Linked DNA regions of Mus musculus: region 2 is linked to region 1. A link is a loop called in an ENCODE intact Hi-C map of the cell type or tissue named here. Cell type or tissue: heart. All regions are shown on one strand. Links, peaks and the distances in the headings refer to the core of each region. The heading gives the core; the rest is flanking DNA.

Region 1 (8,338 bases), core at 294-8,293:
TATTCTAGGAACCTTAAAGACCCACAAATCCTGCATCCCCCTCATTTGCTTCCTCATACACTAGGCTAGCTGGCCAGAGAGCTTGCAGGGATGTCTCCTCACTCAAGACATCTGTCTGGCTGTAACAGCTGGGTTTTACAGAAAGGTAAAGCCACAGCGTCTGGTTTTCCATGAATCCTCACGATTGCTTTGCAAGCACTTTACCCACTTACCACCTCTTCATATATACTATATTTTCATTAATAAAATTCTAGCATTGTCTACTGGCTTAAATTATGGTAAAGGCATGGATTTTGTCCTGACATCTCTTCCCTTCCTCTTTCCAAAATACTTTTGAGGTTCTTTGAAATTATTCAGTGTTTATTTGATTATGCCTATTATCCACAGCTGCACACTATGGTACAGTTTCATTCCTTCTCAAGGTAGCTACAAGCCTTGTTTGTTTGTTTGTTTGTTTTTGAGACAGGGTTTCTCTGCATAGCCCAGGCTGGCCTTGAACTCAGAAATCCACCTGCCTCTGCCTCCCAAGTGCTGGGATTAAAGGCGTGCGCCACCACAGCCCGGCTGATAGCCACAAATCTTAAAACAAATACAAAATAAATTCAGTCAAAAACTTGACTCAGTTAATGAGGATCATAAGATGTTAGAAGGAACTATAGAGTGAATATAAAGCACCCATTGTTGAAGTAAAAATGATAACTGAATCACCCAACTTATGTCAAATGGCTTTCTCTGAGAAGAGGTATGAGTCAGTGAGTCTCGTGTAACATGCTGTAGAAATGTCCAGCATCCCACAGAAAGTTGAGGCTCACTCTGGCATCAGAGCATGCAGAAAAGTGTGGCTTGTTTCTCACTTAAGACACACTCTCTCATTCTCTATTTTTTTTTTTTTTTTTTGCTTGTTTTTCTGGCCTATTTCAATGTCCTTCACAATCTTTCTCTTCAAGAAGAAAAAAAAAATCACTATTATCTGTATAAACTCAACAGCTAAGCGGTTTCTCCACTTTATCATGCTGTCATTTTCCTTAATCCCTTGGCCTTTGGCAGAGTCCAGTGGTATTTATTGGCTCCCTCTAAGTAGGCTTCAGAGAGATGGGGGAAGGACAGAAATCCAATCCTTTAGCCTACTTGCGAGCCCTCCTTTCTGGTCTGAGCCTAGAGGGCCACGCCAGAATGGTAGCCACGCCCCTTCCCGCAGGCACGCCCCGACAGGCCCAACAATAGAGCACGAATACGTCACGTGGGCCTCGCAGTGACAAAGACAACGTGGCGAAAGACAGCGCCAAAAATCTCCGTGCCCGCTGTCTGCCACCAACTCCGTCTTGTTTCACCCTTCTCCTCCTTGCGGAGCTCGTCTGGGAGACGGTGAATTACCGAGTTACCCTCAATTCCTACAGCCCCCGACAGCGAGCCCAGCCACGCGCACCGCGGTCAAACAGCGCCGGAGAGAGTTGAACTTTTGATTGGGCGTGATCTGTTTCAATCTCCACATCTTCTCCAATCAGAAGCCAGGTAGCCCGGCCTTCCGCTCTTCGTTGGTCTGTATGTGGCAGAAGGCGGAGGGAGAGATTCCGAGCCGACGTCCCGCGAGAGCGGCGCCGGGCGCCCAGAGCGCAGGCGCACAGGAGTTGGCAAGGGCCCGGGCCGAGGGCGGGCCAGAAGACGCGTCCTTTGGCTGTGGACACCGTCGTAGAGTCGTCTGGGTTGAACCGCTGGGCCGAAAGCTTTTGTCAGGGGCCTGGGCGAGAACGAGGCCCGCGAGGTTCCGGATGGTGTCCATGACTTTCAAACGGAGCCGCAGCGACCGGTTCTACAGCACCCGGTGCTGCGGCTGTTGCCATGTCCGCACCGGGACGATCATCCTGGGGACCTGGTACATGGTAAGGGCTGGCTGGCAGGGCCGCTCCACCAGGCCAGTGCGCCTGCGCGACAAGTGGGCCTGGTGGGCAGGGGGCGGGGACGTGAAAGTTGTTGGGGCGCTACTTTTCGGGGTGCTTTTAACTGTGAACTGAGGCTTTACGAGATGGGGCTCCCCAGGATTTGGGAGGGGATGGGAATAGGATCGTCATTTCGGGTTCGGGAAGTGCGCAACCCTCATCCCGCCCCACCCCCCCATCGAAACAATTATTGTCCCGCAGTTATGCAGCCAGTTCGGACGTTTTGTCCGAATCGAAAGCGAAATCCAGTTCGGGTGCCTCCTGCAGTTTTTGTTGAGGCGTTCGGTGATGTAGCCAGAGGTCTCTGTTTTGAGTCTAGACGTTAGCCAGAATTTACAGTGGGTCAGATTTTCCTCATTACACCCCCTCCCTGCCTTGTCAGGTGGGTTTTCATCCCAAGGCCGCCTTGGTTTGGAAGAGATGTTTATTGAAAGCCTGCTATGTCCTTACTGACATTTTCTGGGCTCCAGGATCTGTGTGATTCTGTCACAGCAGATGGACGGGCTTGTTGGTTCCATATTCGGCAGAAAGTCTTGTGACTTAAAAAAAAAATTAGTTCCCAGTATCTGTTCATATGAACTTATTTGTTGCGATTTCCAAACCCGTGATTTTTTAAAGATAGTTTTAAGCAATTAAACTTTGCCGAAGCTTTGAGGAACATGTTTTGCTGGCGTGACCACTTGGATGACTTTTGAAATTTCGTCGTGGGGGTGGGGGGTGAGGGTAGGAAGTGGAGTTAGTGTGCAGTTTCTGATACTTACATGAAGAGCAAAGGAGGGAGAGGCGTACCCCTGTCCTCTCTTCCTTCTCTTTACTCTTCCCCGCCCAGTATCTTGAAGTCATTAGTAACTTTGGCAGAACACCAGATGAAAATCTTCCTCAGGCAGATGGCTTCCCAGCCCACCCCAGGGGACTATCAGACCTCTGCAGGATTGCAGCTTTTTCCGTCTTGTATCCTTATGTACATTAGAGAAGAGCCCCAGGAAAGCTTGAATGTGGTTTGGTATGCTTGCGATGAGGTTATTTTCACGTTTTCAGTACTTCTGTACTCAGAGAGTCACCCTACTGCTTCTGTAGAATTAATTCCATCACATTTTCTTTAAGAAACTGCCTCCTGCATACATTACCTGAGCTGTAGTTCTGGACCTGGACTAGTTACTGACAATCAGTTGGGTTGTATATCTCACTTTCTGTTGCTTTCCTTTTTGTTAAGAGTATGGGTTTTTCATTTCTTTGTCCTTCACCATCTTCCATTCTCTTAAATGATTAATTCTTGTCTTCCCCATCGTCCTCTTACCTCCCTGCTTTCTCCCAGAAAATGACCTTCATTGAACTTAGCAAAGCAAATAGGATTGGCACCTGGGATTCTTGCCTGAAAACTTCATCTTCCTGTTTCTTCTTCCATCCCTCCTCTTACACAGCTAACACCCATCTGCAACTCCAGTCCAAGGAGAATCTAGCCTCTTGTGGCCTCTATAAACATTGCACACAAGTTACCACAAACATGAAGACAAAACACCCACACAGTGAAATAAAAATAAACAAAAACTAAAATTAGGAAAAAAGTCCTTGCTATAGTTTTTCAATCTGCATTTTGAGTTCCCTCAAACAAAGGCCACAGCATCAAAAACTCCGACTAACAAAGAGTATAGAGAAATGCTGCCAATATATCTGAATGACTGAAGAGGTGTTTTTTTTCATCTTAAAAGGTTTGAAGCCCTTTATAAGTGCTGGGAATTGCACCCAGGACAGCAACTAGTGTTCCTAGCTACTCCAGCGTGCCCTCCCCCCCCCCCCAGGTTTTTGTTTTGTTTTTAACAGAGGGATTGAGAGAGTTCTAAATCTGTAGCACAACTGAAGCTCTTGGTGTGAAAAGCACACACACACACACACACACACACACACACACACACACCCGCCTTTGAAAAGATGCTGTCTTGAATCAACTTCCAGCTTAGAATATTGTAAACTGTTTCAGTTGGTTTGTTTTAATTCATATAAGAGACTTATTGCCTGTCTTCAGTGTAAAGGGCTCTGAGGAACATAGGAAGGGGATGATAGATGGCCCATATTACATGCCTTCAGTATTCTTACTACTTGTTGCATGGTAGGTTCTAGCTCTGCTTACTTTGGTCATGACATCATCCCTTGATGGTGATGGTATTACAGAGAACTTAGGAGCACAGCCAGGGAAGTGGAACTTAGAGTCACAGAGGAGAAGGGGCACAGTGATGCAGATTCTTATCACATTGAGGAGGAGAACATTTGTTTTGCTTAGTATGTTATTGTTGGTGACTTTAAAAAGTGTACAAGCCTTAGTTCTACAGTAGTGTGAAAACATACTTTCTGCTAGTTGGGGTGCACTTAGGAGATGAAAACAGTATCATGTATAATGCCTCCAAATAAAGAGGTCTCGTCCAAATTCTGCATTCCATTGCCATAGCAGAGACATAAGCTGACAACAGCTCGAATGACCTTTCCTCTTTATTTCCGCCTTGCCATTGTTCCCTTCCTCACCACTTTGTCATGAGCACTGCTGTTTGATTCCAGGGGACAGTATGTCTGGACCTGTGTGGGAGAATAATGAGCCGCCAGGTTGTCTGGACCAAGGCCTGCATTTATGATGCTTTCTGTGGTGTTTGAAACGTGGAGGCACAGCCCTTCCTCCTGCTGGTCTGGGACACTCTGTCAGTGACTGATATTGAAACCTTTGAAATCTAGAATTAACATTGATTTTTTTTTTTTTTTTTACATACCATCATGTATGTCAAAGGATTAATTGAATGGAGCCTATAATATAAGTTCTTGGGAGGTGGTATCAGGAGATCAGAAGTTCAAACTCAGCCTTGGTGATAGGCCAGCCTAGGCTACATAGGATGATAGCTCTAAAACCAAACCAAACCCTTAAGTGTTAATGGTTGGTATTGAATAATAGTTCTGGGGGACATAGAACCAGAGGTACCAAACCTGAAGAGTTTGCATCTAATAGTTTAAATGTGAAAGAAGTGCATAAGTAATACGTGACTTTAGAGTGAGTTCAGGCTTCCATTTCTACATTCCTCAAGTTTACTTCTTTATCATTTGAAGCCAGATTTTTTTTTTAATTCTAAGGAGATATGAACTCAAGTACATAATAACTCATAAATTAAAAAACCTGTTTCAAGAAATAGTCTTTATGATATAAATGCATATTTTTGTTCTGTTCTTTGTTTTTTCGAGACAGGATTTCTCTGTGTAGAATGTCCTGGAACTCACATTATAGACCTAAGGTGGACTTTGTCATGGATGTTTTAACCTTAAGTAACATAGTGTTAGGAAGAAGTCAAGACATCCTCATGCCACAGAGGCCTTTCACCCGTTAGTCCTGGCCAGTATCTCTGATGAACAGTGCAGAAATTCTCGATAAAACCCCGATACACAGAATTCAACATCACATCACAAAGTAAATCCTCAGGATCAGGTGGGTTTCCTCCTAAGGGTGCAAGGATGGTTCAGCCCATGCAAGTCAGTAAAGGCAGACACAGAATATACACAGAATATATACACAGAATAGAGATCCAGGGGCTGGTAAGAGATGGCTCAGTGGTTAAGAACAATGGCTGCTCTTCCAGAGGTCCTGAGTTCAATTCCCAGCAACTACATGATGACTCACAACCATCTATAGGAGGAACTGATGCCCTCTTCATGCAGGCCGATGTATATGCAGCAGAGCACTCAGACATTAAATAAAATTTTAAAAATGGTATAAAAAAAGAGAGAGAGAGAGTGCGAGGGAGAGAAAACCAAATCCCTAGGACTATTTCAGTAGCTGCAGTTACATAGTTAATACATTTTGCCATCCTTTCACATGAAAAAGGTGGAGCTGAAGAGATGACCCAGTGGATAAGAGATTATTCCCAATACCCACATGGTGACTTACAACTTTGTAACTGCAGTTCCAGGGATCAGACAGCATCTAGCTTCTTCCAGGCATCAGGTATGCAAGTGGTACACTAACTAGCAGGCATGCAGGCAAAATATCCACATACATACTGGTTGAAAGTATTCTTAAAGTGGATATACAACACAATAAAAGCCAGCCAGATAATACTGACAGCTAACATCATACCAAATTAGCTCTTCTCTAAGATCAGAAACCAAATCAGCATTGCTTCCTTTCAACATTTATGTTCGACATAGTATTGAAAGTCCTAGCCAGGGGCTGGCGAGATGGCTCAGTGGTTAAGAGTGCCGACTGCTCTTCCAAAGGTCCGGAGTTCAAATCCCAGCAACCACATGGTGGCTCACAACCATCTATAACGAAATCTGATGCCCTCTTATGGAGTATCTGAGGACAGCTACAGTGTACTTTCATATAATAAATAAATAAATCTTTAAAAAAAAAAAAGAAAAGTCATAGCCAGAGCAGTTGGCTAAGAGAAACAGATGAAGAACTTAGAGATAGGAAAGGAGGGATCAAGGCTCTGTATTGGCAGATGACACAATCAAATATATAGAAAATCCTGAAAACTGAAAATAATCTGAGAATTAGTAAATTTAAAGAGTAGTAAAACAACTTCAAATATCGCGTGTTTATGCACCAGTGAGGACTACCTGAACAAGAAGTTAGGAAAGCGCTTGTGTCATAGCTAAAAAAGCAAAGCAAGCAAAACAAACACTTCTGCGAGTAACTAGCCAGAGGTGAAAAAATCTAGTCTATGATGAGAATAAAACATCCGTGAAGGCTTTGAACAGGTCACAAATAATGAAAAGATCCCGTAGGCACGAATCAGAACTACTAGTATTGTTAGATGCTTTGTACCCAAAGCGATCTGTAAGTGTGAGGTAGTACCTGTTATGTTGTCCTTCACTTACTAGGAGAAAACAGTTCCTAAAAGGTGAGTGGAGCCACTCAGGGCTGTGCCAAAGAAGTCTTGAGCAAAAAAACCCAAACCAAACCAACCAACCAACCAACCAAACAAACAAACAAACAAAAACCCCCAAAGCTGGAAGTATCCCACTGTCCAGTTTTAAAATGTAAAGCTATCATAACCAACACAGCTTAGGCCTGGTACAGAAATACAGAAATAGTTAGAGACCAATGGAAAAGAATAGAAAACCCAAAAATAGACCCACACTCCCCACAGCCAGGTGATTCTCAGCAGAAGTGCTAGATATACACATTTGAGCAAGCGCATTTTCTGTAGTGAATACTGCTAGGAAAATGGCATGGACTAGATCCTGCTCTCAATAAAAGCCAACTTAAATATTACAAAATAGTTGAGTATAAAGCTGAGACTAACCTACTAGGAGAGAATATAGGAGAAGCACTGACAAAAGTCTGTGTTTTAGGGTTCCTGTTGCTGTGATGAAACACCATGACTAAAAGCAACTAAAAGCATTAGACCAAAAGATGGAAGTATCACACTGTCCAGTTTCAAAATGTAAATCTGTCATAAGCAACACAGCCTAGGCCTGGAACAAAAATAGATATGGACTGTTTTGCTTACAGTTGCACATAACAAGTCCATAATAAAGGGGAAGTCAGGGCAGGAACCTAGGCTGGAGCAGAGGCTGTGGAAATGCTCTGCTTGCTGCTTTGCTCATCCTGTGCTCGCTCGCTAGTGCGCTCTCTCTCTCTCTTTCTCTTTCTCTCTCTCTCTCAAAGAATTATTTATTTTATGTATATGAGTACACTGTAGCTGTTTTCAGACACACCAGAATAGGACATCAGATCCCATTACAGATGGTTGTGAGTCACCATGTGGTTGCTGGGAATTGAACTCAGACCCTCTGGAAAAGCAGTCAGTGCTCTTAACCACTGAGCCATCTCTTCAGCCCTCAGCCTGCTTTCTTATGCACCCAGGACCACCTGTCCAGTAGCACCATGTCTAGTGAGCTGGGCCCTCCCCTCCCACACCAATCATTAATCAAGAAAATGAACTATAAACTTGACGGCAGGAAAATCTAATTTAAGCATTTTCTCAAATGAGAGTCCCTCTTCCCAGGTGACTTGTAGGATTGACCAGAGGAAACACACACACACACACACACACACCCCCGCAACCAGGATAGTCTGAACAAGAAATTAATTTAAGCATTTTCTCAAATGAGAGTCCCTCTTCCCAGGTGACTTGTAGGATTGACCAGAGGAAACACACACACACACACACACACACACACACACACACACACACACACACCCGCAACCAGGATAGTCTGAACAAGAAATTGTTATTTAACAGTGTAAAGGCATAGGCAACAAAAGAAACACCCATACAGGGTTACATCAAACTGAAAAGCTGCAGAGAATCTCAACAGTGAGCAGACAGCCTAGAGAAATGGCAGGCCTCTTCTAACTTTATCCCAAGACATTAATACCTAAAGTATATCGAGAACTCAACAGCAAAAGCAGATAGTCA
Region 2 (8,338 bases), core at 71-8,070, 50 kb after region 1:
GATTCTCATTCTCTTGTCACGCTATCTGATGTGCCTGCTAATAATCTGCCATTATAAATGCTTAACATTATTTGGTAAACAGTGTGAGGGGTTTCTGGAGAACCATATTGTTTTCCAAGGAGATAAATGTGTAGACCCTTATTAAAAGCAAGTTTAATGTCTCATAGCTATGACTGTGAAATCATTAATAAGATAGAGAGTGAAAAGTTTAAGGTTTTGTTATCTACTGTTTGAGCCATTTAAGTTTAAATTGTTTATATTAGTAAGATGATCTTACTCATAAAACTTTAGGTCTATTTTCTCTTGGTCATATTTATAATACGAACCAGCCTTACTACCAAGAGTGCAAATTTTATGAAATATTTACACATACAAAGATAAACTAATTAAACTGAGATTTAGAATTGCTTACTATTTTTGTTTTTTTTTTTTGCTGGAATATTATTAAAGCTACAAACAAGGGATTATAATACATGTACCTAAAAATAATTTACACAGACTAAGTGGATGTTATATGACACTTTTAATTCATTAATGTCATGGAAATGAACAACTAAAGAGTACTGGCTATGAACTTATGGTGCTAAGATTTTTGCTAAGAGAAAAAATTTTGAATTCTATCATTTTGTTTTAGCATGCAATTGGCAAAATTACATATTTATAGAATTAATATAATAAGTAACAAGTTATAATATTATCTTAAAAACTGTCAATAAGCCTGATTTTTCACTCAAAATATACTGAATGCATACACTTTTTAAGCGCAGCTCATAACTTTTAGAACGAAACAATTCTGTAAATTTTGTGCTACTTGATCTGTTTTGGTTTGTATTGTTTCTAATATATTAAAAGTTCCCGTCTTTCTACATTAACGGCATGGTTGATGTTTTTATGATTCTTGTTATTTTTTTCTATCAAGCATATTATGTTGAATGGAATGAATAATTTTTGAATATGTAACAGCTGAGAAACTGAAAGAATGAAATGGTGATGATACTCTTTCAATAATTTAATCTCATGCCTCTGTTGAGGCATAAAATGTTAGTAAGTTCAGGGTAAACAGAAAGAAGTTCCTAAATAAAACCAGTGGGGGAAAATGTGATTACAGAAGTGTGCATGTGCTTGAGCTAGTGTTTGTGCGCATGCGTGTGCTTATGTCTGCATGGGTGCACACGCACCACAGCACATGTGGACGTGTGTGGGTGGACGGTTTGTGGAATGGCTTCTCTCCTTCCGCCACTGTGTTCTAGTGATCCGGTTGGTCATCAGGCTTGGAGGTGGGTGCCTCTGCCTGCCGAGCCATCTTGCCAGCCCCTCACTGTGACATTTTCAGAATCCCAATCATGTCTGGATATTATCTTCTGTTTCTTCTTGATAGTTGAATAATAATCCTCTGTGTATACATGCCACCTTTTAAAAACTTTATTTATTTGTATTGCATTGGTGTTTTGCCTGCATGTATGTTTGTGTGGTGAGGGTGTCAGGTCCTCACACAACCTACATGTATGTCTGGAATTGTAGTTACAGACAGTTGTGAGGTGCCATGTGGTTGCTGGGTATTGAACCCTCACCTCTGGAAGAACAGTCAGTGCTCATAACCACTGAACATTCTCTCTCCAGCCCCACATGCCACTTTTTAAATTTATGAATGGACTGTGCCACTTGGCTATTGTAAATGGTGTGGTGTTAAACACAGGGGTACAGGCATCTCTATTTTATGTTGCTTCCGATTCTTTGGGTATGTACCTGATAGTGACATGGTTGGATAATATGGTAGATCTATCTTTAGGTTTTAGTTGTTGTTTGATTTTGAGGAACATCCACACTGAAATAAAAAACACTTGGACCCTTAACTTCTAGATGTGGTGAGACAATTGCCTGAAGTCAAAGGGTTCAAAGGTTGTGTGCTTGTGGTAGGGAAGACTCAAGTGGGGAACTTAACACTTCTGTATGAAGTGCACACTAGGATATATGAGCCAATATTGATAGTTGCAGATTATGTTAAAAAGGAAAACCAAAAATAACACAAAAATGGGTGAGACCAAATACCTCCACAGGACTGGATCCACCTGAATGTCTAGATTTGGGAACTTTGTTAACATCAGGATACCCCAAAGGACAATGGGGACATGGGAAAATGGCTCAGTGGGTGAAGTGCTTGCTGCAAACATGAGGACAAGTGTTTGGATCCCCAGCACTCCTAGAAGCCTGGTTAGCTGTGCTGCACCTGTAACCCCCGTGTTGAGAGGGGATCAAGCGATGCTGGAGGTCATTGGCGGGGCAGTCTCGCCCACACTGTAAGTTCCAAGGTTACGGAGATATCCTGCCTCAGAAAATGAGATGGCAAGTTATTGAAGAAGGTACATGATGTAGGTCTCTGGTCTGCACATGTGCTTCCACATACATGCACACACGAGGGAAGATGTACAAAAAGTTAAGAGAAATATAGAAAAATCACTCTCTGGATAGAAAAGCTCTAACACCTCACATATTTTGAAACGGGAGGGTACGCCACAATGTAGTTGTAGCTTTAATGACCCAAAGGTCATATTACTCCCATTACAAGGACCCTTGACATAATTTTTAAGGTGTTTTAAGGATTCTGTGTTGGCTAGTCCTATGTCAGCTTGATGCACAAACTAGAGTTATCTGAAATGCTGTACGGCATTTTAAAAAACTAGTTATTGATTGGGGAGGGCCATCCCTGGGCTGGTGGTTCTGGGTTCTATAAGAAAACTCTCTATGGCCTTTGCATCTGTTCCTGCCTCCAGGTTTCTACTGCCCTGTTTGAGTTCCTGCTGACTTTCTTAGATTATGAACAGCAGTATGGACGTGTAAGCCAACTAAACCCTTTCAAGCTCCTCACCTTGCTTTTTGGTCATGGTGTTTTGTCGCAGCCATAAGAACCCTAATCCAACGCAAAATAATAGTGCCCACTCCTAAATTGCTTCAGAGGGCTCTGTAGTTCTCTCAAAGAAGGCAGTCCTCAAAATGCACATCTGCACTGCCATTTTTTATTTGTCCGATGGTGCCAGCCTACCAAATGCAACAACTGACGTTCTTTTCAAGAATATTGGTCGGGGTCGGGTGGAGCGGTTAGAGAGAAAACACAGAACTCCTGAGACCTTTTTTGGAAGGGGCTCCCTTTAGCTTATACTGACTCCTGACGCACGACTATTAGCGTGATGTTGTAACACAGCGGCGGGGATGAAGGGACGGCGCTGGGAGAGATACGCATGGCAGATCGCTAAACTGAGAGCAGAAAGGCTCGAAGCCAAGGCATTGAAGAACTGATCAACTTCACCCCACACCAATTACACAGCCGCCCCATCGCCCGCGCAGGCGCACGACGACCAACACGGGGCGGGAGGCCACGCCGGAAGTTCTCTAAGCGCCCCGGATGCGACTGGGCGGCGGTGGTTGCCAGGCGACGGGAGCTTCTCCGATCCACCAGTGCTCGCAAATGGAGGTGTAGAACCCGTTATATATTAGCGTGCCTTGACCGCTGTGGGTCGTCTTCTCCGAGTTCCCACGATGTTCTTCTACCTGAGCAAGAAAGTGAGTTTCTCCTGGGGACCGCCGTCGCGCCGCCTCCATTCCTGTAGCCCGCCGGTGCCCGCATTCTCCCGGGACTGCAGGCGGCTGCCAGGCAGCTTCTCCATCTTCCTGTCACCTATCTCCTCTCACAGGTCTCTGTGCTCCGGTAGTCCTTGGCAGAGCCAGCAGCTCTTTCTCAGGATTCTTCCACATTCCAGTCATGCCAAGTTTCTTTTCAGTGATAAAAAGTGATCACCAAGCGCTGGTGGTCTTTCCTCTGCTACTTGTTGATCCAGAAGGTAGATTATGACAGTCTGCCCTAAGAGAGAAATATAAGTGTGGTGTGGGAAAGGAAGTAAGAGCAGCAGCGATACGAATTTATGTCTCAGTTCCCGCCTCAGTTCAGACACCCCCACCCCGTTCCCGCCCGCTTCCTTGGCAATCACCTTCCTTTATGTGCACTTCTTTACAGAATGCTAGGGCTCAGAACATTTAAGAAGACCACAGCCATTTTCATAATAGTTCATTTTGCTGCAGGGCGTTATTGTTTCTCTCTCCCTTTTTCATGCTCTTTTTTGAGACAGGATATTGCTGTGTAGCCCAGGCCAGCTTCCAACTTTCCACCCTTCTGCCTCAGTGCTGGGATTGGTAACATGGGCTACGACAAGTTCGGGCAGGTTTCTTCTTGGAAGATGTTTGCCTGTCTATATCTCCTGGATGGAGATCCTCCAACTCCTTCGTGAAAAGCTAGCATCACTGTGATTCGTGTTTACAGATTGCTGTTCCCAATAATGTGAAGCTGAAATGTATATCCTGGAACAAGGACCAAGGGTTCATAGCATGTGGCGGTGAGGATGGATTACTGAAAGTTTTAAGACTCGAGACACAGACAGGTAAGTGATCATCACCAGTACAGATGTGTGAAACTGGTAGAAAGCAGTGGCTAGTGGCTAGTGGCTAGTGAGACCTACTTATGGTATTTGTCATTATGAAGTTTTAATTTTTTTAAAGGGGTTTATTCTTATGGTATGGGTGTTTTGCCTGAACGTATTTTATGGTGTCACATGCATGTAGTGCCTGTGGGGGCCAGAAGAGGGCATGGGATCTTTTCCTTTGTAACTAGTTACAGATGGTTTGTAGGTGCCGAGAACTGACCACTGGTTCTCTTCAAGAACAACACGTGTTCTTAACCACAGACCCATCTCTCAAGCCCCTCCTGTCACTGTTTCTGAGGCAGAGTCTTCTGAGACAGGCCTGAGAAGTTGCCATGTAGGACAGGCTAGTTGGCCTGAAAACTTCCATCTGTGTCTGCCTCCTGTGTCCTCTCTGAGATTACAGGAGCGTGATCTGATCCCTGTGTTAGGTATGAGTTTTGGGGCTCTGAGGTCAGGCCCTCACACTTGCACAGCAAACTCTTTACTGACTCAGCCATCTCCCGAGGAGATGCCTTATTTATTGCCTTTCAGATCCAGCAGTTACTGGTAAAGTGTTTTTTTGTTTTTGTTTTTGTTTTTGTTTTTTTTTTTAAGATATTTATCAGTATTATCAGATTTTTGTTCTCATGCCAGCTTGATTGATTTTATTTCCACTTGGTCTTTTAAAAAGTCTCTCTCTCTCTCTTTCTCTCTCTCTCACACACACACACACACACACACACACACACACACACACACACACATTTGAGAACTGTTTTGTGGGATATTTTCAAGATAAGGTTTCTCTGTGTAGCCCTGGGTTCCTGGAATTCACTCTGTAGAGCAGGGCGGCCTAGAACTCAGAGATCTCTCTGCCTTTACCTCCTGAGTGCTGGGATTAAAGATGCATACTACCATACCAGAGCTAACATTTCTTACTCAGTGCAGTACCAGACCATGTGTTTATATTGTTGAGAAATTTACTGAGATAGCAGCCAGATAATTAAAACTGCTGGTTTTAGAGAACACTTGAGGGATTTTTCTCTGTTTTGAGAATAAAGAATATTTTTTTACAGTGTCTTTTAAAAATGATTTATTTCTGTTTTATGTTCATTGGTGTTTTGCCTATATGTGTGTCTGTGTGACAGTGTCACAGTCCCTGGAACTGGAGTTACAGATGTTTGTGAGATGCCATGTTGGCCCTGGGAATTGAGCCTGGGTCCTCCGAAAGAGCACCAGTGTTCTTAACACAGAGCCATCTTTTCAGCCCACTCATAGTATCATAGAGAGCAGATTTCTTAAGGATTGAGTTTTATCATTTACATCTCTGCAAACCCCTAAGATTATCATAACATTTGTATATTTAAAATAAATGTTTTAAGTGTTCTGTTTTATGTCTAACACATTTTCTAAGTGACTATAAACTGTAAAGTTCTTGTAATTTCCTTCAAATATGTCATGCCTTTTCTTGTGGCCGTCACTGCAGCTCCATGTGTGGTCATTTCCCTCTGTATCTGCACAGGTCCTCTTTTGGTTCCTGAAAGATTCAGAGCCTTTTCTGTCGCTGTTTGCTATCCTAGGAGACCACCCACTCCCTGAATCTCTTTGCCATACGTGTCGTCTCAGCTGAGATGTTATTTCTTTAAAAAGCTGCCCTGGTGCCCACTTCTCTCTAATTAACCAGCTGTTACTATTTCTTATTTTGCCTCCACTTTCCCAAATTATAATTGCATGTATGTACTGTCTGACCCTCCCACTCCCATGGAATGCAAGCTTTCTGGAAGGAGAAAAGACTGTTTTGTTTATTTTATAGCCAGAATTTCACATAGTGCCTAGACATAGTGTACATATCACCATTTGTTGAATGAATGAATGAATGAATGAGTGCATGAATTACCATGACATTCTGGGAAACAGTAAAAACTAGACTCTAACGTCTTGGCTATTTAGTCCCTTATACGTTTTTACAGATCTTAATTTATGTCTGTATGTTCATATTTCTACTTATGATCTCTTAGGAGAATATTAAGTAATGGTGGTTGCATATTTAATACATTGAGCTAAATCTTCTTGCACTTTCCTTTATTTTGATAGAACAATGTCTTGCAAGGCATCTGCATGTTACTGCTCATCTTTACACCAGGAGAAAAATGAGTCAGAAGAAAGAACACTTAAAAACTTGTATAATATCTCACATATACATACCCTTCTAATAACTCAAGATATGCCAAAATCTTGTACCCTTTTGCTTCTATATATTTAATCATAGACTTCTTTTTGATTGTTTTAGATGACTCAAAGCTGAGGGGTCTAGCCGCCCCTAGTAACCTTTCCATGAACCAAAATCTTGAAGGTCATAGTGGTGAGTCATTTAAGTTTTTGGTTTGTTTGTTTGTTGTTTTCTCTGTGTAGTCCTGGCCTATCCTGGAACTTGTTTTGTAGATCAGGCTGGCCTCAAACTCAGAGACATCCTGTGCCTCTGTCCCCCAAGTGCTGGAATTAGAGGCGTGTGCTACCACCACCTGACTTCATTTAAGTCATCATCTACTTAAAGGAGAAATGTCAAACGAACATGTTAAATTAAATACTATTATTTAAAAAAAAATAGCATTGATAGTAATCATTTTTATTAAGCCATAATTCGTATGTCTGATATGATAATTGGGATATTATCTAACACTTTTGCAGAAATGAAATACTATCTCTGATAAATCTGAAAAACCCTGGCTATTAATTTCTACATTATAAAATTGTGTTATCTGTCTGTGGAATTTTAAATAAATGTATTATCCTCTTAAAGGATCTGTTCTGTGATTCCAAGTTAAAGGAGACTAAAAGGATAGAACTGAAGTGCCTTAGGCGGGAGCCTAGAGTTGTAAAAGCAAGCGCCTCTTTGGGACACTTTGACAGTTGATATTTGAATGGACTGTATTAGATGATATTTATTCAGTGTTAATTTCTTATTTGTAGTATGGATTATAAAGAGACTATCATTAGGAAATACACACAAAAAGTATTTAGGATGAGAAAATGAAATCAGTAGTTCCTAGAACCTAGAGGCCTAAGATGTACTCCAGGGTTTGGAACAGCATGGGAAATTGGCATGGGAGGGAAAGAGAAAATGAACGATGGGACACACAGACAGAGAGCAAATGAGTACCCCGAGGACAGTGTGGCCTCCTCAGGACGCTTTTCTCCTTGGGAGTCAGGCCGGTTTGGTAGTCATGCTTTTATCTGCTCCACACAAGCTCTGTGGCACTGCTGTTAGCTGGCTGTGAGAGGGGCTTTGAAGTGAGAGACAGAGGAACACATGGAACAGGATTTTGCACTGTTGCAGAAAATTAGTAATATTAGTAATGGCATATTATGAAGTTCTTATACTCATATTCAGATTTTAATATTTAAGACTGACAATGCACAAAGTATTGATCTTTAACATCCTGTGTTCATTTACATAAAGATACAGCTTTGAAACAAATTATAGTCACCTTAGAGTTTCTGAATTGTTTTTCTTCTATGTTCTAGGTGCTGTTCAAGTTGTAACGTGGAATGAACAGTATCAGAAGTTGACTACCAGTGATCAAAATGGGCTTATCATTGTCTGGATGCTGTATAAAGGTATATTAGGAGAGCTGCTTTAAAACAGTATTTTACTCTGTGTGTGCCTTGTGTATAGGAAGCCTTGGAGGTCACAATAGGGTGTCAGATCCACTGAAGCTGGTGTTACTGGCCGTTGTGAGTGGCCTTATGGGATTGCTGGGAACTGAATGCTGGTCCTCTGCAAGAGCAGCCAAGTCCTCTAATCCACTGAATCATCTCTCTACGAATGTGAGAGTCATGCTAAGAATGTAAAGAATGTGTCATTTGTGCATATGTACATTCACCAC

Evidence for each region. Hi-C counts contacts between places; a loop is a spot of excess contacts. Peaks named below come from ENCODE experiments on the same cell type or tissue, not always from the same donor. Only the 100,000 strongest peaks of a DNase experiment are listed, where the experiment ranks them.
Region 2: it touches region 1 in a loop (2.3-fold over the local background); 8 of 42 quality-filtered maps call a loop at or near these places.

Annotation. Positions count from the first base shown.
Region 1 is chr12:8,920,415-8,928,752 of GRCm38, forward strand. Laptm4a (lysosomal-associated protein transmembrane 4A) reads left to right here and starts at 893. Exons shown (of 7, transcript NM_008640.2): 1 at 893-1,880. The coding sequence starts at 1,545. In heart, for the core only: a CTCF peak has its summit at 3,425; DNase peaks (open chromatin) are centred at 1,227, 1,567 and 2,757; H3K4me3 peaks cover 3,447 bases; H3K27ac peaks cover 2,677 bases.
Region 2 is chr12:8,970,622-8,978,959 of GRCm38, forward strand. Matn3 (matrilin 3) reads left to right here. Exons shown (of 8, transcript NM_010770.4): 8 at 1-1,407. Wdr35 (WD repeat domain 35) reads left to right here and starts at 3,380. Exons shown (of 27, transcript NM_001159527.1): 1 at 3,380-3,558; 2 at 4,313-4,430; 3 at 6,742-6,813; 4 at 7,977-8,069. The coding sequence starts at 3,535. In heart, for the core only: a CTCF peak has its summit at 4,637 (motif pointing right); a DNase peak (open chromatin) is centred at 3,370; H3K4me3 peaks cover 1,605 bases; H3K27ac peaks cover 1,372 bases; H3K27me3 peaks cover 283 bases.